Linked DNA regions of Homo sapiens: region 1 is linked to region 2. Evidence: chromatin contacts called from ENCODE Hi-C data. All regions are on one chromosome and are shown on one strand. The core of a region is the stretch at or near the end of the contact, and the rest is flanking DNA. Distances in the headings are between cores, read along the strand shown. Region 1 overlaps LOC124905135 (collagen alpha-1(III) chain-like). Region 2 overlaps FBLN1 (fibulin 1).

Evidence for each region. Hi-C counts contacts between places; a loop is a spot of excess contacts on that map. Pooled maps may share reads with other maps.
Region 1: a map of heart left ventricle shows a loop between it and region 2 (2.9-fold over the local background). The contact joins two enhancer-like sites. A Hi-C loop is called at or near these places in 5 of 168 maps with a recorded cell type or tissue (CD14-positive monocyte, K562, heart left ventricle and 1 more), 1 of 37 single-sample maps with no recorded cell type and 3 of 50 pooled maps.

Annotation. Positions count from the first base shown.
Region 1 is chr22:46,107,467-46,114,106 of GRCh38, forward strand. It overlaps LOC124905135 (collagen alpha-1(III) chain-like), which reads left to right. Exons shown (of 2, transcript XM_047441696.1): 2 at 1-6,462. It overlaps MIRLET7BHG (MIRLET7B host gene), which reads left to right. Exons shown (of 5, transcript NR_110479.1): 4 at 1,801-1,887; 5 at 2,298-6,462. MIRLET7A3 (microRNA let-7a-3) reads left to right here and starts at 5,283; the gene lies at 5,283-5,356. It overlaps MIR4763 (microRNA 4763), which reads left to right and starts at 6,100; the gene lies at 6,100-6,191. It also overlaps MIRLET7B. RefSeq lists an enhancer at 3,311-3,844. Within about 2 kb of position 1,850, at least 17 of the 41 ENCODE cell types and tissues checked have a DNase peak (open chromatin) inside an H3K27ac peak, as active enhancers do; they include thyroid gland, where a contact is called at or near this core.
Region 2 is chr22:45,594,134-45,600,370 of GRCh38, forward strand. FBLN1 (fibulin 1) reads left to right here. Exons shown (of 17, transcript NM_006486.3): 17 at 6,174-6,237. Among named protein-coding and RNA genes, the nearest start is that of LINC01589, 8.4 kb to the right of the region's middle. Within about 2 kb of position 3,683, at least 3 of the 41 ENCODE cell types and tissues checked have a DNase peak (open chromatin) inside an H3K27ac peak, as active enhancers do; they include thyroid gland, where a contact is called at or near this core.

The sequences.
Region 1 (6,640 bases), core at 600-3,099, 510 kb after region 2:
GGCCCCTCCCCCGCCTGGGCCTGCCGGGCACCCTGCCCACGGGCAGACACCGTGGGGCCGGGGCAGCGCCCGGGAGGTGGCAGCTGGCAGATGGCAGAGCGCCTGCCGACTGCTCACTCCCCGTCAGCTCTGCTCAAGGAGCACCGTTTACGCTGCATGGCCCTCCCAGCCCTCATCCAGGCTGGCTGCGAAGGGTTTCTCTGGTCTGTCTCAGGAAGCCTCCTGAGAAAGGGGAGATTCCTGCTGTCTCCCCAGGCCTGAGCCCCATGCTCACCCCCAGGGCTGCCAGGTAGGTGGGCCTGGAGATCACCCCCGCACACACCCCACAACACGTGCAACTGGCCTTCTCCCCACCAGCTCAGAAATGGCTCCATGAGTGGGTCACGAAGCTGAAACATCAGTCTTTCCCCACCCCACACCCCAGAAAGCCCTGGTTGTCGGCTGGAGTTCTCCTGATTGCGTGCAGATCCTCCTGCGGTGGGGGTGGAGCCCGCTGAGGTCACAGCATCTGTGTCCTGGTCCTGTGGAGCACAGCAGGGTTGGGTGTGCAGGAAATGTGTCCATACACCCTCCTCAGAGTCCCCCGGAGCGGGCACTGCCACATTCAGGCTCCCTGACCACTGCAGGCCTGGGTGGTCCAGATGCGAGTCCTAGAGCCTTGCGGGCAGAGCTGGGACTCACCAGGGAACACAGGGCCCTCAGGGGAAAGGAGCAGGAAAAAGCAGGGTGGTTGTGCCTGGCAGAGGGACAGGCCAGGGCAATGCTGGGAGCAGAGGCCTGCCCGGGACACTTGCTGCTCTGGGAGGCTGGAGGGGGAGCCCGGGCTGCGGGCATGCTGGGGAGGGGCAGAGACAGTAGAGAGGGTGTCAACAGTGGTAGACGGCCTAGCTGGCTGGGAGCGTGGGCAGGGCTGGTGCTCAGGGAGGAGGAGGGAAGGGCACCCCCCACCCAGTGTCCCCACAGGCCCCTCAATAGCCTGGTGGGTGACTCTCCCGGTCCCCAGCAGGGCTGCTCTTGCTCGAGGTCACACGGTACAGGGCTGCAGGGAACCACGGTATGTCTGCTCCCATCCAGCGTCTTGGGCTCAGCCCCGGGGACCCACATCCCTTCCTGCCTGGATGCACCTCCCTGGCCTTTGCACCCCGTGCGCACCCTGCAAGGGCACTCCTGCCAGAATGGGCTGGCGTGAGGTGAAGTTTTCATTCACTGGACAAGACCTTGCCGAAGCCCTGCAGCCCCAGACTGGATGCTGTGGGCCCCTCCCGGGGGTTTCCGCTCGTGGGAGAACCCCAAGCCTTCCTCGTCCTGGGTCCCAGGGGAAGCCACAGCCCCCCTGGACCCTCAGCATCCTCCTCGGTGCAATGGGGGCTTAACCCCTCCCTCCATAGTCCAGCCACCTGCTGACAGGCCAGGCACCCGGGAAAGCAGCACCAGGCTGTCCCCCCTGTGCATCCTGCTGCCCTCCTCTGGGCCCTAGAGCATCCAGGCACCAGCCTGGCAGGGCACAGGCTTCCCAGCAGGGGGACATGACCACTGACCACTCAAGGACAGGCTTGGGTCTTGGTCCCCTCTGACCTGGCATTGTCCAACACAGGGCTGGCCACGGAGGCCATTCCACATTCCATCCAGGCCCTTACAGGGGTGGGTGAGCCACTAGGCGAGAGACGGGCCAGGCTGGAGTGTCGGTTCTGGTGCGGGACGGCTGGGCAAGGCCCAAGGTCACAAAGGGGTTCAGAGCTGGGTAAGGCCACGTCTCTTCCAGAGCTGACACTTGTCACTTTTGTTTTTAAAACCCAACAGGTCAAGAAGTGGCGCTGACCTGGAGCCCCTGCCTGGGGCTGGCCTTCCTCACAGTGAGCTGGGCCTCCTGCCATCCTGGCTCTGGAGGTAGGAGGAGCCGTGGGAGGTCTGATAGGGAGGGAGGGCTATCTCAGAGCCAGGCCACTCCCGGTCCTCTCCAGGCCCCACCCTCAGGCACAGAGGTCCTTAGGTGGGGACTTGATGGTCTCACAGCCAAACCTTCGCCCAGGCTGTGGCCTCCCCTGAAGCCATGTCTCTTCTTGTCTTCCCGCCACTCTTCCAGCAAGCTCCCCCCGTTGGCCCACCTCATCTGCCCACTGTGCACTTGGGGCATGGTGATCTTTGACCCTGGTGGTGCACCCCTCAGGCTGGACAGGGCCTGAAGGAGCCGTGGTTCATTGCAGGGCGTCTGAGTGGAAGAGGCTCAGCCTCACCTCCACACCCTGAAGACTCACTCTCTGGCCCTGGGCTCTGTTGTGTGCACCGCCTGTCTGCAGGGCCCAGCCTGCCTCGAGCACTCCCTGGGGACAGAAGCTCCTGCGCTGGCCTCTCCTGTCACCTAGCCACCGGGCATCCTGGAGTGCAGCCCTCATGCCCCGAGGCCACCTGCCATCGCCCAGGATGACTCAAGATGCCACCTGGGTAAGTCTAGCCCAGAACGAGAAAGGCCGAATGAGGGAAACTGAGTCACATCTGCTTCTCCCAGGTGGGGCTGGGGGCCCAGGGGGAGGGCACTTGTGGTGACGACCAGGGTGGACTAGGGGCCTGTCTCCCATTCTGTCTCTGCCACACGTTATAGAGCCCGACCTGTGGGCTGGGTCCCCCCATGGTGAGCACTGTAGGCTCTAGGAGGCTGAAGTCCTGGCCTGGGGGACCTGTGGGGGCCAGGCTGGGGCCATTGGAATCAGTATGGTGGTCCCCACCTGCACTCCAGCTCCGATGGCTGATGACGGGGGCCCTGGCAGCTGACCCCTTGCCTCAGTGGGGAGACCACGGCTCACGAGGGCATGAGACCTGCCCAGAGCATAGCCCAGAGGCCGGCCTGGATTCTCACAGCTCCGCCCACTGGGCTGTCCTGCCCCACCCCCTTTTTAGCCTGCTGGGACCATGAGTCAGAACCCAGTAGGTGTGAGGGGACCCAGCCAGCCCAGGTGGCCAGTCCAGCCTGAGGGGGTGGGGGTCTCAGAGATTAAGTCAGGAGCCCAGAGTGCGTGCTTAGGGTGCAACCCACCCCACAGCCTCCCCCAAGGCACCTCCCGGGGGTGCAGATGGGGGCAGACGCAGGGACACTCAGGGTGGACCACCTGACTGGGAGCTGATCATGAGGTGTGCGACAGCCTGAGTCAGCCTCAGCTCAGAGGAGCTGGGATGGCCTTGATCTTCCCCCTCCGGCCACTCACCACAGCTGGGAGGGTCCAAGGAGACCCTCAGCCACTGTCCCTTCAGCCCTCACCCCACCCTGGCTGGCTCTGCCCGGACAGTCCTTAGGGACATCTTGGTCCTGCCCACCAGCCAGGGGACCCAGAATTGGAGCAGGGGAGCAGGACCCCCAGACCCTCTCATACCGCTTTTGTTCTGAGGCCTTGAGGGAACACGGGGTCTTCGCGACCCCAGGCGAGATGATGCTGGGACAGAGGAGGGTCGGGCTGCATCGGGGCCCTCCTGGTCCCCACTCCTGGGTGAGTCAGCATCTCAGTCTCCAGTTCTGGGTGGGCGGCACCAGGTGTGAGCCTCAGCGGTCTCCTTGCTGGCTAAGGACCTGGGATTTGCTCCAGTGCCCCTCGGGAGGGAGTAGGACACGTGCCCAGAGAGCAAGCAGACCCCCTCCCCGACCAACTTCTGAGAGCAAAGACACCTAGAGCTAGAGATTCAGCACCCCCTGAGCCTCAGTTTCTCCACTATGAAGTGGGATCCGTGATCTCAGCCTTACCAGGGCTGTGAGGATTAAATGGTCCAGCCCAGCCTGGGGCCTGCCTGGAGTAGGCAGCCTGCTCAGGATGGGCTGTGGAAGGAGGGCTGGGGTAGACCTTTCAAGTCCACTTGGGCATGGGGAGCTGAGAGCTAGCATGCCGTTTAACTTGGCAGGAAGCAGGCCGGGCGCAGTGGCTCATGCCTGTAATCCCAGCACTTTGGGAGGCTGAGGCGGGCGGATCACGAGGTCAGGAGATCAACACCATCCTGGCTAACACGGTGAAACCCCCTGTCTACTAAAAATACAAAAAATCAGCCGGGCGTAGTGGCGGGCGCCTGTAGTCCCAGCTACTCGGGAGGCTGAGGCAGGAGAATGGCGTGAACCCAGGAGGCGGAGCTTGCAGTGAGCCGAGATCGCGCCACTGCACTCCAGCCTGGGGGACAGAGTGAGACTCCATCTCAAAAAAAAAAAAAAAAAAAAAAAAAAAAGCTTGGCAGGGAGCAGGACATTTGGACCTCACTCTGCTGCCCCCTTGGCTGTGTGACATCCAGGTCACGTTGCCTCTCTGGGCCTCGGTCTCCTCACCTGTTTAAGAGGGGTTGACAGTCGTATCTGCCCCCTCAGCTTTTCCCCAGGAAGGTGGTAGCCACAATTAGCATTTGTTGAGGCTGACCCTGCACCAGGCCCAGGATAGGCGGGGCTTAGGGAGGCCCGTCTCTCGCCACGTTCCCCTGCTAGGGGAGCCCCGAGGCCCTCTCAGTGTCATCCTCATGCTACACTCTGTCCCAGCCCTGTGCGTCCCAAGCTAGGGCACTGAGTGTGCCAGCACCCGCAGGGACAGGCACTGGACCCTGGGTGGACCTGAGGGTCTGTGACTACCCCCCCAGCTGCTCTCCCCTAGAGGCCACTTCCCTCAAGGAAGGAAAGAACCTTCCCGCCACCTCCTGCAGTGCGGTCAGCTCAGGCCAGCCTGCACAGCAGGGCCAGAACCAGGGCCCCTGGGGAGGGATGCCTGCCTGCCCAGTGGGAGGAGACGGCACGCCCGTGAAGCCGCTACTCAGCCAGCCTGGGGGCCACGAGTGCTGCTTCTGGTGGCGCTGTGCGGGGAGGGAGGGGGCCGAGCAGGGTGGGCACTCGCATGCCTGTGTCTTGCTGGCCTTCGACAGATGACAGCCCTCCTCCTAGGGTCTCCAGTGCAGAGTTCCTTGGGGACATTATGGCCACTCCTGTCCAGATGAGAGGGAGCCGGCTGCCTGTGACAGCGTCGCAAAATGCCGCCAGGGCTTTCCCTCCCTCCTCCTTTCTCTCTTCCTCGTCCCTCTCTGGTTGGTGGTTTCCTGCAGGCTCCCGTCCCTGCTGGTGCTGGCCACAATGTCCCCACTCCCAGGGTTTCGGCGTCCCAGCCCCCTGCGCCCACCGCGCCTGCCCGCCAGAATCCCTGTGCCCTTGGTGCGTGTGGCCTGCCGAGCCTCGAGCCCCTGTTCTCCTCAGCCCTCTTTCCTCCCGCGTCCCCAGGAGGTGCCTCTGGAAGCCACGGAGTCCCATCGGCACCAAGACCGACTGCCCTTTGGGGTGAGGTAGTAGGTTGTATAGTTTGGGGCTCTGCCCTGCTATGGGATAACTATACAATCTACTGTCTTTCCTGAAGTGGCTGTAATATCTGCGGTGGACAGAGCGTCTGGAACCCTGGCTGGGAGCGGGCAGGGCCAGGTTTGGGGGCAGCCTTGGCAGCAGTCGGGGGCAGGGGCCGCCTACACTGAGAAGTCTGACAGGCCTAGGTGCCACTTGCTGTGTGACCTTGGACAGGCCCCTGATCTCTCTGGGTCTCAGTTTCCTCCTCTGTAAAATGGAGGCAAATGAGGATGGAAGGAGATGCAGTGTGGAGCATCGAGGGCAGAGGAGAGCTGAGCCGACCCCACCCTCTGCCCCAGCCGCACTGAGAGAGGCGATCCACGCAGCTGTTTGTCTGACCTCTGTCTCCCAACACTCCCCAACACTCCCCCCGCCATCAGGCCCAGGCTCATGGGTGGCCCTGAGCCGTACCCTCCACTGAGCACCAGGAGAAGGCACCGTGGGGCCAGGGGTGGCCGAGACGTTTGGAGGTCACAGGGCTGCGAGTATTGGCGTTGCCCATCACCCCAGGTTCCCAGCACGTGCCCCAGCCTGGCCAGCTCAGTGGCAGGGCCTCTGCCTGTGGAGGAAGGGAGGCCAAGGCACCTTTCCTGAGCAGGAAGTGAGAGGAACAGCTCTGCATACACTGGGTCCCACATGGCACAATCTGAAGGCAGACAGTGGCTCCTCTGTACCTGGGGAAACTGAGGCCCAGAGAGCCAGGGACTTCCCAAGACCAGCCAGCAGCAGCTGCCCCTTCCTGGGGTGCCATCTCCCCTGTCCCTCCTGCCCTGCGCCTGCCCAGCCCTCCTGCTCTGGTGACTGAGGACCGCCAGGCAGGGGCTGGTGCTGGGCGGGGGGCGGCGGGCCCTCCCGCAGTGCAAGGCCGGGCCTGGCGGGGTGAGGTAGTAGGTTGTGTGGTTTCAGGGCAGTGATGTTGCCCCTCGGAAGATAACTATACAACCTACTGCCTTCCCTGAGGAGCCCAGTGACACGACCCCATGGGAGGGCCGCCCCCTACCTCAGTGACACGACCCCACGGGAGGGCTGCCCCCCACCTCAGTGACCTGCAGGGGGCCTGAGCCGAAGCTGGGTGGGCATCTGGGAGCTAGATTCAATAAAGCTGTTCTGACCATGAACTTGGAACTGGCCCCTTTCATTCTGGAAGCCCAGGGACTGGGCTCTGGGGCGCGTCTGCTGCGGGACAGTGTGGAGGCCCCTGGCCACGAGCTGTTCCAGGTCATGAGACTTGTCTGCTCACGCCTCCCGGTGCCTCCAGAGTCCTCAGTTGGCTCCGTGCTGTACCCTGGGCTCAGG
Region 2 (6,237 bases), core at 2,433-4,932:
CCCCTGGTGGCAGCTCTCATGTTTGCGATGCTGCATGTGGGCAGCGAGTGTTCCTTGCTACTTCTTCCTCCTTCCCTTGCCTCCCTGTGTTAGAGAAGTTGGTGGTGGTTCTGAAAGAACAGTGGTGTAGAATTCGTGATGGGGAGGCAGCCAGGAAATGACCCAGCTTCTTGGTTCTCTGAGACTGACGAAGTGAGGTCCTGGGGCAGTCCCCACCAGATGAGGCACGTGGCTCAGCCTCATCTGCCTGCCTCTCCCCAAGATTGACACCGTTCCCAGAACCGGCCTGAAACTTCATATTTTTGGGCTTTGCACTTGTCCTTCCTGCTTCCTTGGCTCATATTTATTCCTCAAAACCCAATTTAAAGCTTCCTGTTTAAAGCTCCTCTGTGCAGAGTAGCCTCTAATGGATGGGTGGGTGGATTCATGGGTGGGTAGCATCTAATGGATGGGTGGGTGGATCCATGGGTGGGTGTGTGGGTGGATGGACAGATGGGTTGATTGGTGGGTGAATGGATGGATGGTTGGATCCATGGGTAGGTGAGTGGATGGATTGGTGGATAGATGGATGGATGGATGGATGGATGGATGGATGGATAGATGGATGGGTGAGTGGATAGATGGATGGATGGATGAGCAGATGGTTGGGTTGATGGGTGGGTGAATGGATGGATGGTTGGATCCATGGGTAGGTGAGTTGATGGATTGCTGAGTGGGTGGGTGGATGGATGGATGGACGGATGGATGGATAGATGGATTGGTGAGTGGATGGTTGGGTTGATGGATGGTTATGAAGCTATGAAGAAAAGTGGTATCAGAATCTTGATTCTGCAGGCATTTATTTGGCATCTATTATGTGCCAGGAACTGAGGACCAGCTGAACTGTTAAGGTCCTCTTTCATGAAGTCCTCCCTAGCCACTGGCCTGGGTTCAGTCGAGGTGAGGGCAAGGAGGTGGAAGTCATGCTTGAACTAGCCTGGAGATGGAGGAAACCTGTTCCCCAAACCAGAGCCCAGGAAAATGTGGCTAGGCTGGAGGAGTGTGGGCAGGTCCGCTGACAGGGCATGGCCTGGGAAAGGGGGTCCTGGGTTGAGTGGGGTTGTGCACAGACTGGGAGATGCAGTGTGGACTTCAGGTCAGAGGGGAGGGATAGAGAAGCGGATTTGGAAGGTCAGGAAGGGGTGCACATTCCTTGAGCGCCTGCTGTGTGCAGCCGTACAGTCTGTTGTTCAACCCTCGCAGCATCCCTACTTGTTCTACCTTAATAACTTTTCTTGTTAAATGCAAAGAACCTGAGAAAATCCAGGCCCCGAATCTGACCATCAGTGATTCAGCCTAGCGCCTCCCTTCCCCTTCACAGCACCCTTTTCCCTAGTGTGGTCCTTCCTTTCTAGTTGCTCGTCTCACCACGCAGCTGTTTACAATCAGCTTGGAGCTCTGGTCTTCAGCCATTGTAGAGACCAAACCTCGTGAAGTACTCTGGTGCAATGTATTTAGGGACAATCATTTTCTATATGTTCAGGGCTTTCCTCTCTCATAAATCAGTCCAAGAGAAATACTTAACACCTGCTGTATGTTTCTAAGAATTCAGCCACGCTTTGGCTGGGAGTCAGATCACTTTAAATATTAGAATGCTTTTTGATAGCCAGTGGTCATTTCTCAGTGGAAAGAAAAAGGATGACATCGAGTTTGATTTGTTTCTGATTTTGAAGGTTGCTGGGGTTTTTTTTGTTTTATTTTTGGTTTTGTTTTTTGAGACAGAGTCTTGCTCTGTCGCCCAGGCTAGAGTGCAATGGCGCGATCTCAGCTCACTACAACCTCCGCCTCCTGGATTCAAGTGATTCTCCTGCCTCAGCCTCCTGAGTAGCTGGGACTGCAGGCGTGTCCCACCACGCTCGGCTAATTTTTTGTATTTTTAGTAGAGACGGGGTTTCACCGTGTTAGCCAGGATGGTCTTGATCTCCTGACCTTGTGATCCGCCCGCCTCGGCCTCCCAAAGTGCCGGGATCACAGGCGTGAGCCACTACGCCCGGCCAAAGGTTGCTGTTTTTAATCCCTGTTCATAGAAGAGGAAATTGAGACTCAGGAAGGTCAAATAATCCATCTGGGGGTCCTACCACGGAGCCAGGTCAGTTCGTATCCTGCAGGTCTCAAAGGGCCTACTTAGAACGTCTGTGGCAGGTCCCTGTCCCACATGGAGCTCACTGCATGAGCACTTTCTTCTTTCTTTCTCTGTCCCCAGACTGACCCCTGAGGACAGACCTTCAGTTTCTCTACATTCTTATTTAGCCAGTGCCAGGCACACGTAGCATGCGCAGACCCTCTGTGCATTGGAACTGTTGATAATATTAATGGTCCCACATGCACCAGGAGTGTGTATTTAAATATAGACATTTAAGATAAATATATAAATATATCAACATAAGAATATGATAATTATATATACATATATCAACATAAGAATATGATTACTATATACATATATCAACATAATAATATAATTATATACATATATCAACATAATATAATTATGTACATATAGCAACATAATATGATAATTATATATTTATCATGTTTATATTTTATATATAAATTTTAGAGTAAATGTAAACATTTTATATGAACAAATATGGATATTTATATATAATTATATTTACATATAAATACACTTATGTGTAAATATAATTATATAATAATTATATAAATTTATATGTAAATTTATAAAATACACTTTAAACTATTTAAAATACAGTTATATAAATTTGACATACTTTATAACATATATTTTTAATATATTGTTTTATATGTATAATAGTTATATATCATATATGAAACTATATAATATACAGAAATATAATAATAACAGAAATAGATCTCTTTTTTTTTGGGACAGGATCTTGCTCTGTCACCCAGGCTAGAATGCAGTGGCACAATCTTGGCTCATTGCAACCTTGACCTTCCCGGGCTCAAACAATTCTGCCACCTCAGCCTCCTGAGTAGCTGGGACTATAAGCACACACCACCATGCCTGGCTAATTTTTGTATTTTTTGTAGAGACAGGGTTTTGCCACGTTGCCCACGCTGGTCTCGAACTCATGGGCTTGTGATCTGCCCGCCTAAGCCTCCCAAAGTGCTGGGATTACAAGCGTGAGCCACTGCACCCAGCTGAAACAAAGACATATCTGACTGTTGCTTGTGGAGGTGCCTGCCATTCCTCCCTACAGTGATTCACAGGCTCACCCAGCCTCTCCTTCTCCTTCAAGCCCCAAACCTCTGAATGCCAGGAAGGGTGGTAAGAAGTGTCTCTGCGCCTAGTACCAGTAAAGTTGGCAGGTCACTGTGGCTAGCGGGGGCACCATTGTTGGCCTCGGGCCTGGGGAGAGAAAAATATGACATACAGGGGGCCCACGGGGGTACGTTAGGTTCAGCCCTGTAAGCCCACACTGACCCTGGTGGGCAGACCCAGCCCAGGGAGGGGCAGGCAGGAGTGACCCCGTCATCAGGTTCTGCTGGCGAGCCCAGGGTGGTGACAGGCGCACGTCTTTTGCCGGGAGCTGAAGACGTTCATGGGCTTTCAAGCAGGACAAAGCTTCAATGTCATCACCAGGTAGCAGGCAGAGCAAGGGTGCTGACAGCCTGCAGAAGCCTGTGCTTATCTCTCCATCGGAGCTAAAGCCCATGTTTGCTTAGGGAACAGCCTGAAATTCCACCCCAGCTGCTGGGCCTTTCACTTTTGAAACATAAGCCCAGAGAGCGAAAGGGGGGAACGTTGTGCCCAGATTCTCTTTCTGAGCGTGAACTTGATGTTCCTGACCAGGAACCAGCCACTCGTACCGAAGGCCTTCCTGACCCCTCAGTTCTCCCCTGAGCCTTTGCTGTGTCCTGGGCACCAAGAGGTGGAGATAGGCTGTCACCGTGCACGTTTCCTAAGCCTGCAGAGGAACTGTTCACAGAATCCAGCCTGGAATCAGCCGTTTGTGGCAAACAGTCAGTAGCTATTTCTCAACTTGTGGTTGTGAAGCTGCAGGCTCCATATTCGCTCTTCACAGAGCATCCAAGCAGGTGTCTCAGTGCCAGCTCACACCGTTCACACTGCTCACACCAGCTCTGGAGAGCTGCTTGTACACATCTCTCCACAAGTCCACTTTCAGTGTTGCCACGTGGTACCGGAAATTTGCCATAGAAATTGGCCGATGGTACGACCAGAGAGCCACCTGTTAGATAGTTACCCCACATCCCCACCCTCAACACCACCTTAGACAAATCCTACTGTCAGAACATGTGGAACGGAGAAGGGACCTTGGCGGTTCATTCATAAATGTCAGCACCCATAGGTCTGTGCCTGTTTGGCCGCAGACACTGGGGAGCAGCCTGTAGCCTTGGCTTGTGCAGCTTCCTCTGCAGGAGGGGTGCCTCTTCCAAGAAACCTGTCCTGACTCCCCAGCCCTCCCCACCTCCATTCTCGCCCCCGCTGGACAATGCACACCCTCCATCAGAGCGTGGTGCATACCTTTCATCCTAGATCTCCCACCAGCTTTGAAACCAGCATCCTGTTCATGATGTCTGGAACCCTGGGAACTGTCCCAGCACCTGTTTAGCACATGTGTGCATGCGAAGGGGATCTGCTGAGTGCTCTGCTCTGGTGGGAAGGCCGCTCTGCACAGCTGGAGCTGATGCCTTGGCAGATGCTGGGCATCTGAATCGTGCAGTGCAGGAGCACAGGGGCATGGCACCGTTTGTTGCTGGGGAACCTAGGCCTCAAAAGGGCCTCAGCCTCTCCGCAGTGCAGTGAGGACTGTCCCATACTCTCACTGCGTACAGAGTATGGGAGAGTCTCTGTGAGGCTTTGGGTGCCCTGCAGAGGGAAGGCAGTGCCAGCTGGGCCTGGTCGGGGGCCATGGAGATGGCGGGCCCAGGCTGGGGAGGACTTGTGGCACCCACTCCCTTACCCGCTAACCCGGATCCCCTGGAATCTGCAGAATGCCTGGGGTTGCTCCTCTTCTACCCTGCCGTGGCTGAGCTTTGTCTGTGCCCTGTCCTCTGGCCACGGTCTTTGCCTGATCCCTACCCTGGTACAGGCAGAGCTCCCTGCAACCCCCAGCTGTTTCCCCAGAACTGACACCAGTCTCCCTGCACCACCCATCCTCCTTTTGACTGCCCTGGGGACGCCACTGCTGCTCTGATCCTCTGTCACTCCAGCCACCTCTTGCTTCCCTGTTATCACAAACACTGAACAGTGAGCTCAGGTGTCAGCCTCCACAGAGGCATGCACAGCAAGGGGTCCGGAGGCATGCCCCATGGAGAACTGGGGGTGCTCTGCTTGCAGGAGGATCCAGGGCCCATTGCAGTCCTCAGATGTTCTGGGGGAGAGGATACGCCTGCTTCATTTCTTCTCAGGGGTCAGAACTGGGCACAGGGGGTTGGAAGGAGGGAGAAAGATGTCTATCAGGTACCCACTGCATGCCAGGCCCTCTTCTAGGCTCCCTTAAAACCTTTCAGGTAGGCCAGTCACGGTCGCTCATGCCTGTAATCCCAGCACTTTGGGAGGCCAAAGCGGGTGGATCACCTGAGGTCAGGAGTTTGAGACTAGCCTGATCAACATGGAGAAACCCCGTCTCTACTAAAAATATAAAATGAGCCAGGCATGGTGGCACATGCCTGTAATCCCAGCTACTCGGGAGGCTGAGGCAGGAGAATGGCTTGAACCCGGGAGGTGGACGTTGCAATGAGCCGAGATCACGCCATTGCACTCCAGCCTGGGCAACAAGAGTGAAACTCCGTCGCAAAAACAAAAGACAAACAAAAAACACCTGTCAGGTAAATGGTGGTAGAGCAGAAAACCTGGGCTCAGAAGCTGGCATTGATCCCAGAGCCATCCAGTTTCAAAGCCCACACCCACAACTTTCCTCCAGGTTGGGCAGTGCATGATGGAAAGGCTGTCCCAGCAAGTAGTGAGTTCACTTTCACCAGTCCCTGGAGGCAGGAGCAGAGCCTGAGCTGACCACTTGGAAGGAGATGTTATTCAGGGGACTCGAGCATCTGGCGTAGGATGGGACTCCATGAGGTCTATGCCTCCTTCTAGCTCTGAAACTCCTCAAGGGAAACCATTTCCCAGATCTCTACGTTGCTGCAGTCCCTTCTAACTTCCAGCACACCTTCTGCTCTCTCCGCAGGTGTCGTGCGCCAGGTGCGGCCCATCGTGGGCCCATTTCATGCCGTCCTGAAGCTGGAGATGAA